2 separate regions of the Homo sapiens genome follow, and region 2 is linked to region 1. Evidence: chromatin loops called from intact Hi-C (ENCODE). Cell type or tissue: heart right ventricle. All regions are shown on one strand. Links, peaks and the distances in the headings refer to the core of each region. The heading gives the core; the rest is flanking DNA.

The links. Hi-C counts contacts between places; a loop is a spot of excess contacts. Peaks named below come from ENCODE experiments on the same cell type or tissue, not always from the same donor. Only the 100,000 strongest peaks of a DNase experiment are listed, where the experiment ranks them.
Region 2: a loop joins it to region 1, with 2.3 times the contacts of the local background. A loop is called at or near these places in 11 of 110 quality-filtered maps.

Annotation. Positions count from the first base shown.
Region 1 is chr15:81,950,423-81,958,758 of GRCh38, reverse strand. It overlaps LINC01418 (long intergenic non-protein coding RNA 1418), which reads left to right. Exons shown (of 6, transcript XR_001751640.2): 2 at 4,290-4,370; 3 at 5,252-5,456. Among named protein-coding and RNA genes, the nearest start is that of LINC01418, 13 kb to the left of the region's middle. In heart right ventricle, for the core only: no CTCF peak of the experiment used is centred there; no DNase peak of the experiment used is centred there.
Region 2 is chr15:82,031,034-82,039,369 of GRCh38, reverse strand. It overlaps LOC105370923 (a long non-coding RNA gene), which reads left to right and starts at 6,751. Exons shown (of 3, transcript XR_932531.2): 1 at 6,751-8,336. In heart right ventricle, for the core only: no CTCF peak of the experiment used is centred there; no DNase peak of the experiment used is centred there.

The DNA.
Region 1 (8,336 bases), core at 67-8,066:
AATTAAAAACACCTCCAGTTTTTACTTAGTCTCTCGAAAAGTCTCCAAGGGGTGGTTTGGAGGAAGGAGGGGGAGATTCTTAGTGCATGGCAACACTTCTTAGAAATTCTCTTTTCCATGTCTCCTTCTCTAAGTGTCCTTCATGTGGACTGCAGCTGTTCCCATAACACAATGCTCAGCTCAATAGGAGTGAGATTTTCCTTGAGATCCTATCTCTACTCTTGCTCTCATCCCATTTACTTCCCTGAACAGTCCTCTGTTCAATGCAGATATACGTGCTATTCATGACCTCCAGCTGCCAAAAGCCCCTTGTGAAATGTAGTTTTTCTCTCCCATTTGAAGTGCTCTTCTCTCAGTAATTTACATTTTTTACTCCACTCCTCAGGTTCCAGTGAATGAAATGTTTATCTTTTGTTACCTTTGCAAAGATATATAAAGTGGGTTCCTGTTTAGGGAAACATTCAGCCTATTATCTTAAAGACCAGGTCTCCTATACTACCCACAGCAGTCTTGGGAATATTTATGGCAGCATCTCATTTGTTGGGAAGAATATCTGGGGTAAAGAAGGAAGGAAAGAACAAAGATTTTATTCATGTATTGCTGCTGTGCATTTGTGGGCCAAAGCAAGCCTGTAGCCAAAGTTGGATTCAGGCTTCTGGGTGTTGATCGATTACAAGGTTGTTGTAGAGATTACAGGGAATGAGGAAGGGAGTCTCATAATGGGCCTAATGGGCACCAGCAGCTGGAATTCTGCATGAAATGTCATGACATCTGTCCTACAGTGCAGGTGGCCCTTGTTGAGGTGCATCTGACAGGGCCTTGCTGCCATTCATGGCCCTGTTGCCAAGTGAAGACAGACACTGCTGCAGGCTCCGCCTTATCTCCCAGATAACCTGGCATGCAGGAAAGCCTTAAGGCTCTTCTCTTTCTGGCTCAGGTTGGTGTCTCTAGAGGTGGCTGTGCACAGAGGTCATTCCTGAAAGCGTATTTTTCCTCTCCCTTGACTAATCAAGGATCGAATTCCCTAGTCTACCTCTTTGGTGCAGTGAAGGACTGGTTCAAGGTCATTCCGGATTTACTGTTCTTGGGGCAAACTATTATGTACCAAGCACTGTTCTAAGCTCTTCAACTTTTTTAATTCATGTTAACAAGACTATAAGTCTTGTTAAATTTGAGACTCAAATTTTATTGATGGGAAAAACTGAGGCACAGAGATGTTAAGTAGTTAGCTCAAGATCACTCAGCTGTATAGTAAATTGCAGAGCCAGCATTTGAACCTAGGTGCTCTCTCTCCAATATATATGCTGTTTACACTACCCTCCATTGCTTTTCAAAGGAAAGCCTTCTTTTTTAAAAAAATTTTAGGCCGGGCGTGGTGGCTAATGCCTGTAATCCCAGCACTCTGGGAGGCTGAGGCGGGCAGATCACCTGATGTCAAGAGTTCGAGCCCAGCCTGACCAACACGGTGAAACCCCGTCTCTACTAAAAATACAAAAATTAGCCAGATGTGGTGGTGCATGCCTGTAATCCCAGCTACTCAGGAAGCTGAGGCAGGAGAATCGATTGAACCCGGGAGGCGGAGGTTGCAGTGAGCTGAGATTGTGCTACTGCGCTCCAGCCAGTGTAATAGAGTGAGACTCCATCTCAAAAGAAAAAAAAAAAAAAACAAAAAACTAGAGATGAGGTCTCACTATGATGCCCAGGCTGGTCTCGAACACCTGGGCTCAAGCGATCTTCCTGCCTCGGCCTCTCAAATTGTTGGGATTACAGGCTTGAGCCACTGAACCCTGCTGGAAAGCCTTTCTTCAACATCAGGTAAGGCATAAACAATCAAGATGAAGAACACTTATAAAATGGGCATAGTGGGACCTGTCTCATGAGGATGAGACAGGATTAGGTGCTATCATCGATGTAAAGCACTTTACATGGCCCTTGGCATGTTGTCATTGTTCAATGGCAATGATAGATTAAAAACAAAAACTGGGGCCCACCAGAATTAATGGACTTGTCCAAAGTCACAGAAAGCTGGTACCCTGGATTGGTCTAGTGGACACTTAAGCCATTACTCCTCCACACAGAATGTTTAAATAAAGCCATTCAGCAAAATGCCACAAAATCTCTACGCTTGGTTCTCAAGTTGTAAGAACAAATTGTAGCAGGCCCCACAGTGCCTGTAATTATTGTGGTCACCAACGACAAACATGCTGTTTGGTTTTGTCGGAGCAAACAGACAGCAGAGGCATACTTGGGTTCTTTTTAATATGTAAGAATTTTCTAGGACTTAATGCCACCAGGATGCCAGAAGAGTTAATGGCAGATGTGGTTGTGGAAACGTTCTGTATTTTTAGACAACCTTTAATTAAAACACTTTGTATGTCTCAGGGACCAAATCATATGCTGCCACTTGAAGGCTGTCAGAAGGGGAAAAAGTATACAAAGCTTCTAAAAGCAGCTTTGCTTATTTTTATCTGAGATGGAGTGAGAGAGCCTTTGCAGGGACAAAGCCATCTCTTGCTACAAAATTATATGAATTTAATACATGGGTCAAATGTGCAAATTGTTCAACACATTCTGTTTAACTGCAACAGTCAATGAAATCTGGGAGGTCAGTCTGAGGACAGTGAACTTAGTCTGGGCCTCCCTACAGGCTCATGACCTGTAAGACCTTCTTAATAAGGTTGATACAATTGCTTATTGGCTTTGAGCACCCAAACATAAAGTGAGTTGCAAGACTGCTTGAATACTGAGTCATAGATTGTTGGAGTTGAAAGTGATCATAAATGGGTCTAAAGGGTCTGACTGGCTGTTTGGAAGCAACTGTGTTAGAATGTAAAAGTCGTGTTTTTATTGCCAAGTTATGCACACAACAAAATTCCCTGCTACCAAACTATTCCTGCTCCCTCACCCTTTCTGTGGTGGTTTTAAAATACATACAATTTCTTTGATACTCTTCCTTCAAGGGGTGGAGTCTAATTCCCCTCCTTATGAATGTGGGCTGGACCTAGTGACTCATTTCTAATGGATAGAAAAAAGTGCTAATAATGGCATGCAATTTCTTAGACGAGGTCATAAAAGGCATTAAGACTTCTTTTGTGCTTTTTCTTTTGAATCACTTGCTCTGGGAGTAGTCAGCTTTTATGTCATAAGGACACTCAAGAAGCCCTATGAGAAGGCCTGTGTGACAGGGAGCAGAGGCCTCTGTCCGAGGACCAGTGAATAACTGAGGCCTCCTGCTAACAAGGCGCCAGAGAGTTTGAGAACCCCGTTAGGCCTTTAGATACCTGAACTCCTGCTGACATCTTGGCTGTAACCTCAAAAGGGAGCCAGACCCACTTTTTTTTTTTTTTTTTTGAGACAGAATCTCGCTGTGTCACCCAGGCTGGAGTCCAGTGGTACAATCTCGGCTCACTGCAACCTCTGCCACCCTGGTTCAAATGATTCTCCTGCCTCAGCCTCCTGAGTAGCTGGGACTACAGGCGTGAGCCACCACGTCCGGCTAATTTTTTTGTATTTGTAGTAGAGATGGGGTTTCGCCACGCTGGCCAGGCTAGTCTCGAACTTCTGACCTCAAGTGATTCACTTGCCTTGGCCTCCCAAAGTGCTAGGATTACAGGAGGGAGCCACTGTGCCCGGCCCAGAGCCACTTCTTAATTCCTGACCCACAGAACCTGTGACAACAACCATGCATGTTTGTTGTTTTAAGTCACTAAGTTTTGGGGGTAATTTTAAACTCAGCAATAGGTAGCCAATGTGCATCCCTAGCTTCCAGCCCTTCCCTCACTTTTACCTGCCATTTTTTTTTTTAACTCCTGTTTGCTCATCATTTCTTCAATGAACTTCATCACATCCCTCGGCCTCAGCCACACTTTAGGAAATAATGCTGATGATGGGTGTAGGGCAGTGGTAAGGGTCTTCATTTCTCACAGCCTTTGGTAACAATTTTTTGGTAAGCTGCAAGTTTGAAATGTATTTTTAGAGATTTTTCACAATATATCCTTGGCGACAACAAAGTCTCCTGCTTCTCTCTTAATGTTACTGGGATAAGTAGGACGAACACTGTGCCCAGAGCATCATAGGAGCTTGAAAGATTTTAGTTCTTTTTTCTCCTAGATGACTTTGCAGTTCAGCCTGGCCGCCTTTTTACAGTGCCATGATGTTTATGGGCAGCTTGTCCCTGTTTTGGCGATACCAACCTGACCATTCTGCACCTGAACTACAAAGTGGGTCCCCAGAAATGTCCTGCTGATGCTTATCCAGAGTTCTAAAACACTTGTTTTTCTCTTCCCCAGAGTTTAGGATGCTTCAAGGGAAAGATGAACCGGGGAACCGCCACCGTGACTATTTCTCATCTACATATCCACCCCCCGAAGGTAGATATGTGGCATGTAAATCAAACGCTGACATATGGGGAGGGCTTTTCCATGACATTGGCCATATGTTTCTTTGGAAATATTTTGATCTCAAGACAAAATGTAGTCACCTTGTAGAAAGAGGGAAAACTATTTATTCAGAAAAGGCACACAAAGAAAATCAAGAATTTTTTGGACAATATATGAATAATATTTAAAGCAAGTAGCAAAGGATCTCAGAATGTTTTAATTTTTTGCAAGATAATTTAAATTAGCAAAAATAGTGGCACTTGAACTGAATCAAGTGCTGGGGTTTGAAGTAAACAATGTGTGTAGCCGATTTCCTCCAGGAACAGGATAACGTGCATTTATCTTTGGTGTTGGTTTGGATCCATCATTCTTGGCATTTAATAGAAGTATATATATTTTTAAAAAATGGGCCAGGTGTGGTGGCTCATGCCTGTAATCCCAGCACTTTGGGAGGCCGAGGCAGGCAGATCATGAGGTCAGGAGATCGAGACCATCTTGGCTAACATGGTGAAACCCTGTCTCTACTAAAAATACAAAAAATTAGCCAGGCATGGTGGTGGGCGCCTGTAGTCTCAGCTACTCGGGAGGCTGAGGCAGGAGAATAGTGTGAACCCGGGAGGTGGGGCTTGCAGTGAGCCGAGATGGTGCCACTGCACTCCAGGCTGGGCGTGAGACTCCGTCTCAAAAAAAAAAAAAATTAACTGGTTGAACTTCAGTGAAAAAGGGATGTCAGAAGTAGGAATTTGAAATGTAGTAATAAAAAGTAACTAGAGGGGGAAATATAGTGAAAGAATCTAAAAGGTTTTATTTTAAATTACGAATTTAGTTCATTGAATTTGGCTTCAAAAATTGATTTCTTTCTTTTGACTTAGTTCTTAAGGTGGAGCGGAATTCATTTTATTTGCAAATGTGGAAGGCATTATAAAAACCGTGAATGATGCCCCCTCCCATGAGGGATACAGGGAGAGCCACGTGAAGAGGATGTTGGGCTTCTTCAAGCTGGCAGGGCACTGAGCTGACTGTCCACCACACTCACCAGGGGCCTTTGTGCATCCCGTGGGGCAGCTCTGGGAAAGGGTAAGCTTTGGAAATGATGGGCATGCGGGGGATTCCCAGACATGTGGTATGTGTTGGAGGAGGGGCCGTTCCGAAGGGAGAGTGACTAAATTTTACACTCATGTGGGCATTAATATTGTAATTCAGGACACTGTTGTGGGCCCATTCTCTCCATGCCAAACTACAAATAAGGGTGCTCCAATGATACAGAGTACAGACACCTGGCCCAATCCCCTGGAGGTTATGGTTGGGCCTGGCAGGGGTGGGAATTTCAGCACTTGCAGAGCTCCATGGATCATTCTAACGCAGCATCACGACTAGAAACGACCCTGATGGAGGGCAGTGGAAATTCACAGCAGGAGAGCCAGCTCAGAGATGGCACTGGAGAGGCCTCCAGCACTGTGTGGCTTTAGCACTGGCACGTGATAGAGGTGGAGCCCGTGAGCATGTGGAAATGGGAGAAAGGGAAGGATTAGTGATTCCATTAAGGACTCACTTTCTAGGTTCAGGAGTAGAGCTAGGAGTTGCTCTTTTCCCTGTACACCAGTGGGTCCCTTGAGAGAATGCAGATTCACAAGGTGGAGGTGTGGATATAAGAAAAGCTTGATGCTGCCTTCTGTCTCCCCAGGTCTGATGGGGAAGAAAAAGGATTTTGGGGTGTTCCCACAGCCCCTGTCCCCTAGCAAACCAGCTCTTTCTCATCCAGTCAGAGGAGAGGTGATACCTTCCCTATTGGATCTTGGTGGGTGCCAGAGGAGTGGTGTGCCTCAGGCTGTAGCCTCAGGCTGTCCCAGAGGGAGAACCACTGGGCCCCCTGATTTACAGAGTAAGTGGGTGCAGTCCTAACTCTTATTGACACGGGCCAGGTATGGTGAAGCTTGGTTGCCAGGATATAAGTGATGCACCTGTTCTTTCTGAATATATAACTGAAAGCCAACTTACCTACTTATATTTCAAACAAAGCATTGAGGACTAAATTTGAAGTAATGTATCATACTTAGCCAGCTTTATATTTAAGACCTATAGACATGACTACATGACTACTAAAAAGAGCAGAATCTTGGCTCATTTGAGCTCTAACAAGCTGGCATTTGCTTGGAGAGTGTTAGGGCTTCGGGAGGGGATCCTCCTGGGGATGTCTCATCAAGATATTAGGCAATTTTTCATATGTGGGCACTAAAAAAGCTAAACTTATAGAAATAGAGAGTAGAATAGTAGTTGCCAGAGACTGAGAAGAGTATGGAGGAGGGGAGACAGGGAGAGGTTGGTTAATGGGTATAAAATTACAGTTAGATATGAGGAATAAATTCCCACGCTCTGTGGGGCGGGCTGCAGTTAACAGCAATTTATTGTGTACTTCAAAATCGATAGAAGAGAGGATTTTTGAATGTTCCCAACACAAAGAAGTGATAAATATTTGATGTGATAGATATCTCAGTTACCATGGTTTGATCATTACACGTCGTTTATGTGTACTGAAATATCACATGTACCCCATTAAAAAATAGACATCAGGAAATCTGGTGGAAAAAAAAAGAGCATATGCAAAAGCATGGGGCTAGACCTCGTTGGGGGAGATGAAGGCAGAAAGTGGGTCTTTGATAATTTGGCTGGAGTTTAGAGTGTATCACAGGATGGTAGGAGAAAGATGGTAAAACAGGAACGGTGGTGTGAGGTTGCAGAGGGTTTTGAGAACTAGGCTAAGGAGTCTGGATGTGATCTTCGAGGCCTTTGGAAATGACTAAAGCCTTCTGGACAGGGATGTGATGTTACCTCCCAAAAAGCAATCCAGGGCAGAGAGGCTGGAGGTGAAGGCATTGGGAGTGAGTGTGGTCCCTGTGTGGGATCTAAGAACCAGCGTGGGAGAGTGGCGGTGAGAATTGGGAGGGTGAGACTGTTGGCTATGTTAGCCCATCAGTTGTACAGGAAAAGGGAATCAAAAACGACTCTCAAGTTTACTGGCTTGGGTGACAGGGCCAATGGGTGTGTCATCAACAGAAACAAAGGAAACAGGAGTGAAAGAAGGTTTTGGGGTGGGAGGGTTCAGCTTTGGATATGCTGAGCCTGAGACACTGGCAAGGCATGGGGGTGGAGGTGCTTAGAAGGCCAGGACCAGGAAGAGGAAAGGCCTGACAATGTGGATGCAGGATTCATTTACATGCAAGCGATGGACGGAGCCAAGTGATTGGTGGGCGTTGCAAAGACGGTGGAGTGAGAGAATGAACATCAACAGTGGATTAGGCAACCTGTCAGGCACTGCACATTATCTCAATCTTCAAAACAGCTTTATGAGATAGGCCTCATTATCCTCGTTTTATAGATAAGCAAACAGAGGCTCCAGCCTCTGCTGTTACACAGGCAGGAAGCAGCAGTGCTGATATTCAAGTCTGGGTCGGTATGACTCCAACAATCTTCTTTTTCCACCCCCAGCATTCCTTAAACTAAAAATAGCTTTGAAACCAAAAAAAACTAGGAAGGAAAAAAACTCCAAATAAAGGACAACCTTTTTGAATTGAGTATATTCAGCTACATTGTTCTTATATTTGCATTTTGGAAAGCCATCCTGAACACATAGACCAAGGGACTGTCAGAGGACTAATGTATTAAAAAGACCGTAAACTCTGAAGCTGTTCTGATGCTTATGATTTTAATTCTGACTCTACCACTTACTGGCCATTTTATTATTTATTTATTTATTTTTATTTTTATTTTTGCATTTTTAGTAGAGATGGGGTTTCACCATGTTGGCCAAGCTGGTGTCGAACTCCTGACCTCAAGTGATCCACCCACCTCGGCCACCCAACGTGCTGGGATTACAGGCGTGAGGCACCACGCCTGGCCTGGACGTTTTAATTAAACTGTCTGAATCTTAGTTTTCTCCTAAAAATGGTGGTCCCAATG
Region 2 (8,336 bases), core at 317-8,316, 80 kb before region 1:
GATTACATGGAATGTTCAAAGCACTCTCATTTCCATTCTCTCCTGTGAGCCTTTCTGCAACCATGAGGCAGGCAGCCCTGAGATTTTACTGTGCCTATTTGCAGTAAAACAAATATTACTCAAAACACAGTCCCAGCCCCCTTACCCAGAATCAAACCTCCGTTTCCAGATCTAGCCGGCCTCTTTCTGTTTTGTTCGGTTCCCTGTAACTATGAGATAAAATGTACGGAGAAATTTCCAAATGGGTCTGTGCTAGCATCTCTTCCCCTTTCCCTATTTCATGGGTACTCCTTATACTACCAAAATGGGCTCTTGGGAAAAGTTCTGATATCTTCAGTGAATTACAGTCACTAAGTGATGCAGAGCTCTTATCTCTTAAGTCTTATCTTTCTAAGAAATATGAACAAATTTGGCCGGGCGAGGTGGCTCACGCCTGTAATCCCAGCACTTTGGGAGGCCGAGGCGGGCGGATCACGAGGTCAGGAGATTGAGACCATCCTGGCTAACACGGTGAAACCCCGTCTCTACTAAAAATACAAAAAATTAACTGGGCGTGGTGGCGGGCGCCTGTAGTCCCAGCTACTCGGGAGGCTGAGGCAGGATAATGGCGTGAACTCGAGAGGCAGAGCTTGCAGTGAGCCGGGATCGCGCCACTGGACTCCAGCCTGGGGGACGGAGCAAGACTCTGTCTCAAACAAACAAACAAAATATGAACAAAGTCTTCTCTCAAGTGGGTTTTGAGCCTGCTGGCCAATGCAATGGCTGGGAGTAGTAGTCCAGACGCTTTGTTGGAGCAAGGTAACTCGGGAAGGAAGGGAATTTGCATTGGGCACATTCACTCTTTTTCGCCATAAAAGAGTAATTCCCTCCCTGGCTAGGGAACAAGGGCCCTTCTAACACTCAACACTGCCTCCCCTTTGGCTTCCTCCCTTCCCTGACCTAGTCAAACCTGACCTTGCCCACAAGCGATGCTTAAAGTGCTAAAGGATCTCTTCCCCAAGTGTTAAGACCAACCAGCTTTCCAGGAAGGGAGAGTGGGAAGAGTTAAGCATCACTTACATTGGCTCAGGGAAGGTCAGTGATAATTTCTATAGTTTACTGAGCCTCTCATTCTGACCCAGGCACTCTACATTGGTCCAACCCTATGGGGTAGGTCTGAGTAAACCCATTTCAGAGACAAGGAAACTTAGGTAGAAGTTAAATTACCTACCTAAGGCCACACAGTCAGTAAGTGTTGGACTTAGGACTCCAACCTTGGGTCTACCTAAATCCAATGTTTCTATCTTTACCACTTCAGAAAAAAATGGCTTTTATAGGAGGTATTTTGAGAAAAAGCAAGCACTCATTTGTCATAAAATAGTCAACTAAGAGAATGATGTTCCTTTTAGTAATACGTGTAACTGACTTGAAAAATAGAGCCCGGCGGAGTTGCCGTGGTGCGGCCAGGCCACGTGAGGAGAACCGAGAACATGAATAGCACCTTATGGGCACAGGGCATTTCTTTGACATTAATTCTAAATAAAGCCTTGACTGTCTTGTGAACAATCAAATATTATTCTGTAATGTATTCTTTTCAGGTGGACAAAGAAAAATTACCATTGGATGAGAAGAAAATGAATACAGAATTCTCTGTTTTAAAAAAAGCTCAATAAAAATGTCACATGAAGTAATTTAGACAGTGACTAAAAGATGCCAGAACCCTGACTGAAAAGTGAAACGTAGTCAATCGTATGGTCTCCCAAATGCCAAGGTCTTTGTTTGACTGATTTTTTAATTTTATTTTATTGACTTAATTTTTCAGGGCATGTATTAGAATTGCAGGATCTGGGCACGGTCTAAAAATGGCATTATGGGTGCTACCCACCCCATGAGTCTTTAGCGCTGGTTCCAACTGTAGCACATGTTTTTCATGTTTTTATGGAAGGTGTGGGTGAAACAAATGGCAAATTTGTGACTCAGTTTACTCATCTGTGCAAAGTGAGATGGTGTCCTTACTTCTGGAGTTATCAGACATGTTCAGCCCCTTACCTGATACCTAATACCCCTTCCACAGTGATATCTTCCAGGCCCTTTCACAATTGCTTAACTGTCTTTTCTCCCTCTAGGCTGAGAATGTATTCAGAGCAGGGGTCTTATCCCCCATCTCTGTGCCTCCAACACCATCCAACACAGAGCCTGGTTCACAGCGATGTTCAGTGCATACTTAGCAAATCAGTGAAAGGGGTGTTTTGCTTCAAATAACCTACATGCCCATCGATAGGGGACTTGCTTGTGAAATTATGTAGCTTCTGCACATGGAATTCTAGCTGTACTAGTAAATGAGGGGATCACTTTGATATCCGTAAAGGCAAAATGCAAAGGATATAATTTCTGTAAAAAAAAGTTTTATTTGTATAGAAAAGTTCTAGAGGACTGTCATGGTGCACAATCTTTAAGACGGCCCCCAATGATCCCTACCTCCTTGTGTGACCCTCTCCCCTTGAGTATGGTTTGGACTTTGTGACTTGCTTCTAATGACCGAATATGGCAGAAGTGAGAGGATGTCACTTTTGAGACTAGGTTATAAAAATACTGTGGCTTCTGTCTTGGTGTGATCTCTCTCTTTCCCTCTGTCTTTCTCTCTCATCACTGACTCTGGATGGAGGCAGTCGTGTGGAGAAATCTATGCGGTGAGAAACTGAAGAGGGCCCCTGCCTCTGTCCACGAGTACTTGAGGCTTTCAGTCCAATAGACCATGAGGAACTGAGACCTGCCAACAACCACAGGAATGAACCTAAAGCAGATCCTCCCCAAGACGAATCTTCAGATGAGACTGCCGCCCTTATCAACATCTTGATTGAACCTAATAAGAGATCTTAAGTCAGACGCACCTGGCTAAGCCACACCCTGATTCCTGATCCATAAAAGCTGTGAGTTAATAGATGCTTATGTTGTTGTTTTTGTTGTTGTTGTTTGTTTGTTTGTTTTTCAGACGGAGTCTCACTCTGTTGCCCAGGTTGGAGTGCAGTGGGGTGATCTCGGCTCACTGCAAGCTCCACCTCCCGGGTTCATGCCATTCTCCTGCCTCAGCCTCACGAGTAGCTGGGAGTACAGGCACCTGCCACCACGCCCTGCTAATTTTTTGTATTTTTAGTAGAGGTGGAGTTTCACCATGTTAGCCAGGATGGTCTTGATCTTCTGACCTCGTGATCCGCCCGTCTCGGCCTCCTAAAGTGCTGGGATTACAGGCGTGAGCCACCACACCCGGCCAGATGCTTATTGTTTTAAGCCCTAAATTTTAGGGTAATTTGTTGTGCAGAAATAGAAAACTCATACAGATGTGGAATTGACTGTGAAACAGTGGTCATCTTTAGAGAATAAGACTAGTATTTGGGGGGTGATGACAGAAAACCAGCTCTGACACTTACTAACTGTGTAACTTGGGAAAGTTACTAAATTTCTCTGTGCCTCAGTTTGATCATCTATGAAATGCAGATAATAATAGTAACTTACCTCAAAGAGTTTTTCTGAGGAGCATTTACCATATGCATGGCATGTGATAAGTGCTATCTGTCTATGTCTCTCAATCCAGACCTATGCTATTATTACTGTCTTTTCATTTTATATTCTCTTGACCTTTGGATTTTTTTTAACCTTGTGATTATATTACATTCATAGGTTAGAAAGAATTTTAAAAATTTAAAGCAAGATGCATGAATGGTGTTAGTCAATTTGGCCTGGGCCAAATCTTCTCCATCAGAGCATTTTGTTGGATGCATATCTTTAAAAGTGATAAAATACTATTATTTTATTTTGTATAGGAGATATTATGCTTTTGAAAATCCTTTCATATAAATTGTCTCACAGCAACCCCATGAGGTAGTGGATAATATGGATAGTACTATTATCCTAATTTTATAGCCGAAGAAACTGAGCTTAAATGCTAAAGTAGAGACTAGAGATTTCTGGAAACCAAGATCTTTCTAGAACATTCCCTGTGCAGATATACAGAAAACTTCTGCTTTTATGGAATAGCCAGAAGTGATTTTAATGAGTTATGAATAAGTTTAATATGCTGTTTATTGATAATATGCAAGCCTACCACCCATGGATGTAGGCTTTAAAACACACTTCTCATTAAATCCATGATGGCATTACCTTACTAGCCCTTTGATGACTCAGAAGGCACTTCAGGGTCCTCATCATGAACATCAGCGACTGTACTGCAAGAACACTATCACTTAAAACCTCTTGATAAACGGGACTAGGGTATTTGGGGTTACTTATCCTAGTCACATTTTTATGGTGTATATCCTAGATGAATTAATTCCTCCACACCTCCTATTCAGGGGGCCCTGTTGTACAGTTAACTCTGCCTCTAACTTCTCTGCTGTGAGACTTTGAGAAAATCGCTTTATATCTTTTAAACCTAGTTTTCTTATTTGGAAAATTAGAAGGATGAGCTATTTTATTGCTTTGTAAACTAGTCTTGTGAGATGCCTACATGAGAGTAACCTAGAGAAGATGTATGAAATACAAATTTCTGGGTTCACCTCTTGAAATTCGTATTCAATAATTTTGGGATGAGATCTGGAAACCAACAGTTTAAAAAGTTCCTTATATCTGTCAATAGGGGATGATGAGTTAAAGACGTAAATATATACTTTAGATGACTTGGCAAAATGCTGTTAAAAAGAATGATGCAGTGTAATTTGTATTGATATTGCACAATCTTCAATATGCATTAAAAAATTTTCCCCTAATTCCTGCACTGATCAACAATATGTATTATTAAAAAGAAAAAATTGGCCAGGCATGGTGGCTCACGCCTGTAATCCCAGCACTTTGGGAGGCTGAGACGGGCAGATCACGAGGTCAAGAGATGGAGACCATCCTGGCTAACATGGTGAAACCCCGTCTTTACTTAAAAAAAAAAAAAAAAATTAGCCGGGTGTGTCGGCGGGTGCCTGTAGTCTCAGCTACTCGGGAGGCTGAGGCAGGAGAATGGCATGAACCTGGGAGGCGGAGCTTGCAGTGAGCCGAGTGCCACTGCACTCCAGCCTGGATGACAGAGCGAGACTCTGTCTCAAAATAAATAAATAAATAAATAAATAAATAAATAAATAAATAGGAAAAAATTTAGGTTCATTACAGGTGTATGGCATGCTTCATTTGTATTAAAATTGTAGATGAAGACCTACCTACAAGTATAATCATATACATAGAATATATCTCAGGGAGGGAGACTGCGGCTTCAGGGATCAGGAGCTGGAGAGACTTCCGTTTCCCTGCATATCTTTTTATACTGCTTGGATCCTTTTTTTTTTTTAAAGTATGTATTGCCTATTCAAAAACATTTTTCTTTTGTTGGTAATGATGTGTCAATGTTGGTTATTGATTGTAATGCCTGCACCCTAATGTGGGTTGTTGATGGTAGAGAGGCTGCCTGTGTGTATGGGGTAGGGCAATGTGAGAACTCTCTGTACTTTCCGGTTAATTTTGCTGTAAGCCTAAAACTGCTCTAAAAAGTAAAGCTGGCCGGGCGCGGTAGCTCGTGCCTGTAATCCCAGCACTTTGGGAGGCCGAGGAGGGCGGATCATCCTGGCTAACACAGTGAAATCCCATCTCTACTAAAAATACAGAAAATTAGCTGGGCGTGGTGGCGGGCGCCTGTAGTCTCAGCAACTCGGGAGGCTGAGCCAGGAGAATCGCTTGAACCTGGGAGGCAGAGGTTGCAGGGAGGCAGAGGTTGCGGTGAGCCGAGATTGCGCCACTGCATCCAGCCTGGGCAACAAAGCGAGACTCTGTCTCAAAAAAAAAAAAAAAAAAAAAAAGGAAAGTCTATTAATTAAAAAAATTTTTAAGTGCTAGGCATGATAAACCCATATATAAATAAATGTATGGCTAGAGAGCTAGATAGAATGACCGATAAAGTAAAAGCTCCTCAGGGGATTCTGCTGTGAAGCTGAGTTTGGGAACCATGAGACTAGGTGAGCTCTAGGGTCTCTTCCAGTGAAGATTTTGGGTGAGCTGAAGAGTAGAAAATAAGTTTGGAAAAGCAAGTCAGAGGCAGATTGTAGAGAGTCTGGGAGGCTCAACTGAGAGTTTTGGGGTGTGTCTTGCAGGCATTGGAGAACACTGTTTTATATTGTTTTCTGGTACCTGTGAGCTGGATGGGCTGGGAAAGTGCCAGGAGGCCAGTGAGGAGCGAAGGCCTTGATCCAGGAGGTGGCTGGAGAGGCGAGAGGCAGAAGAGTGTCTGGGATGGTCAGAAGAGAAGAGGAGAGAGTTTTAAGGACCTCGAAAAACTATTAGGTTGAATCATGTGAAATTGCTGATACCAGACCATTTTTACCTTCAGTAATGGCAATTTCATACGGTTCAACCCAATTAAATTGACAATGTTAGGTGGCAGGGGCCATATCTGGGAGCGAAGACGGACAAGGAGATTTGCGGATTTAGAACCTTGGTGGGTTGGGCACTATTATTAAAAATAGAAGAATGAGGATGTTAGAAGCGATAACTAAATGTAGTGTTAGACCTAGCTGGGAGTCATAGAGCAAATGCTTTTACTTACGATTTCCTGAATACATCTAGTGTTTTTATATATTTGTGCCTTTGCTTGAAACATTTCCTCTGCCTAGGAAATGTGTTGATTTAAAAAAAAAGTAAAGATCCCTGTGGAGGACTAGTGAGATGTGGGGGCGGCGGGGTGGGGGACACAGCAAAAAAAGCCAGTCTACCTGGAGCAGAGTTCATGATCTCATGGGGTGGGAAGAGCTTATCAACGATAAATACAAGCATTTACATTGGTGTGGCTGGGAACTGGCCTTTGAACAGAGCAGGCCTTAAGGAAAGTGACATTTTAGGAAGATGAAGTTGCAGGTGGTAGGCAGGACTGATTTCTTGCAAAAGAGATCAGTGACCCAAGATTGAGGTGGTAAGGGCACCAGGCCAGGGAGACAGCAATTGGAGTGGGGATGAAATAGCATGCTTCATGGCCTCACAGAATCTTGGAGAAAGAAGGAAGCTTAAATGTCATCCAGTTCAAACAGCACCTCTATCAATGCGCAGATCGCTTCCTCAATCTACTATTTTCTTGAAGAATTTTGGGGCCACGAAAGTCATCACTCGTGTGCCTTGGTCTACCTATGAGAGAGCTCATCTTTGTCAGGAGTGAAAAGCCAAAACTTTGCCCAGCGACTTTCATTTTTATAGATCAGGTCAAATTTCTATTCTTTTCTTTTCTTTTTTTTTTTTTTAACCTGACAACCCTTTAGAGATTTGAGGTCACCAACCATGAAATGCTGAATCTTCTTGTTTCTATGCTACCCAGCTCCAGGGCTGTGGTTTTTACATGATTGTTTCCGGCCAATGAATACACAATTGGATGATCTGAAAATTTTCGTTGTGAGTTTATAGACATATTGACACTGTTTATTTAGTCTTTTTTTGAAATTAAGTTTAGAAAGCCTACAACATATAAGGTTAAACATTTGTTATCTCCTTTGAACATACGATGGCCAATAGTGTTTTTTTTTTTAGAAATCTTGTTTCTGAGTATTTATTTACACAATCAAAGTTTGAAGACTTTAAAGAAGGATAGATTTGTGGCTTCTGAAAATGAGCTTAGAATTTTTATGAAGTGTAACTTGACTGTGGAAGTCAGAGAAGGAGCCACAGTGACCTTTGGGAGGCAGTGCAAATGGAGCAGCAAAGATGGACAAAGGACATTGAGAAATGAGGAGAATCATTGGAATTAGGAAGAAAAACTGAACATTTAGATGTGCAAGATGCAAAATAATCAGCAGTAGTTATGAGGAAGGGCATAAAATAGGACATGTGCTTCAGCTGTGAGCACTGAAATACAAGATATTGGGAACAGGGGTTAAAACACATGAGACAAATACTCTAAAAGCTGCATGATGGAGAAGCTTCATTTCAATATCTGTCCAAAATGCTTTCTCTATTGTAAAAAGCGCTCACACGATTTGCACACAGCCAAAACCTGCAAAGAACATATGCAATTCCACGCTAAGCAGTATGAACACATATTGGGGACATATCTGATCCTCAGACTCACTAAGAGTTTTCTCTGAGAATAAAAAAGGATTGCTAATCGTATTTAAATGACATGTAAGAATGAATAAATAAATGTATTATTATTTTAAAAATAACTATTAGGATTTTCTTAGCAGTGTATCTTGCACTGGATCCAGCCAGCATTAAGTAAGTATCAAAGACCAACAGTTGTTAGGATGCTTTTAAGATCCATTTATTAGTAGTAGTATTTTAAATCCCTTTGTATGAGCACATACATCAATATGTTATTGTCATAAAAGTTTCATCTCCATAGC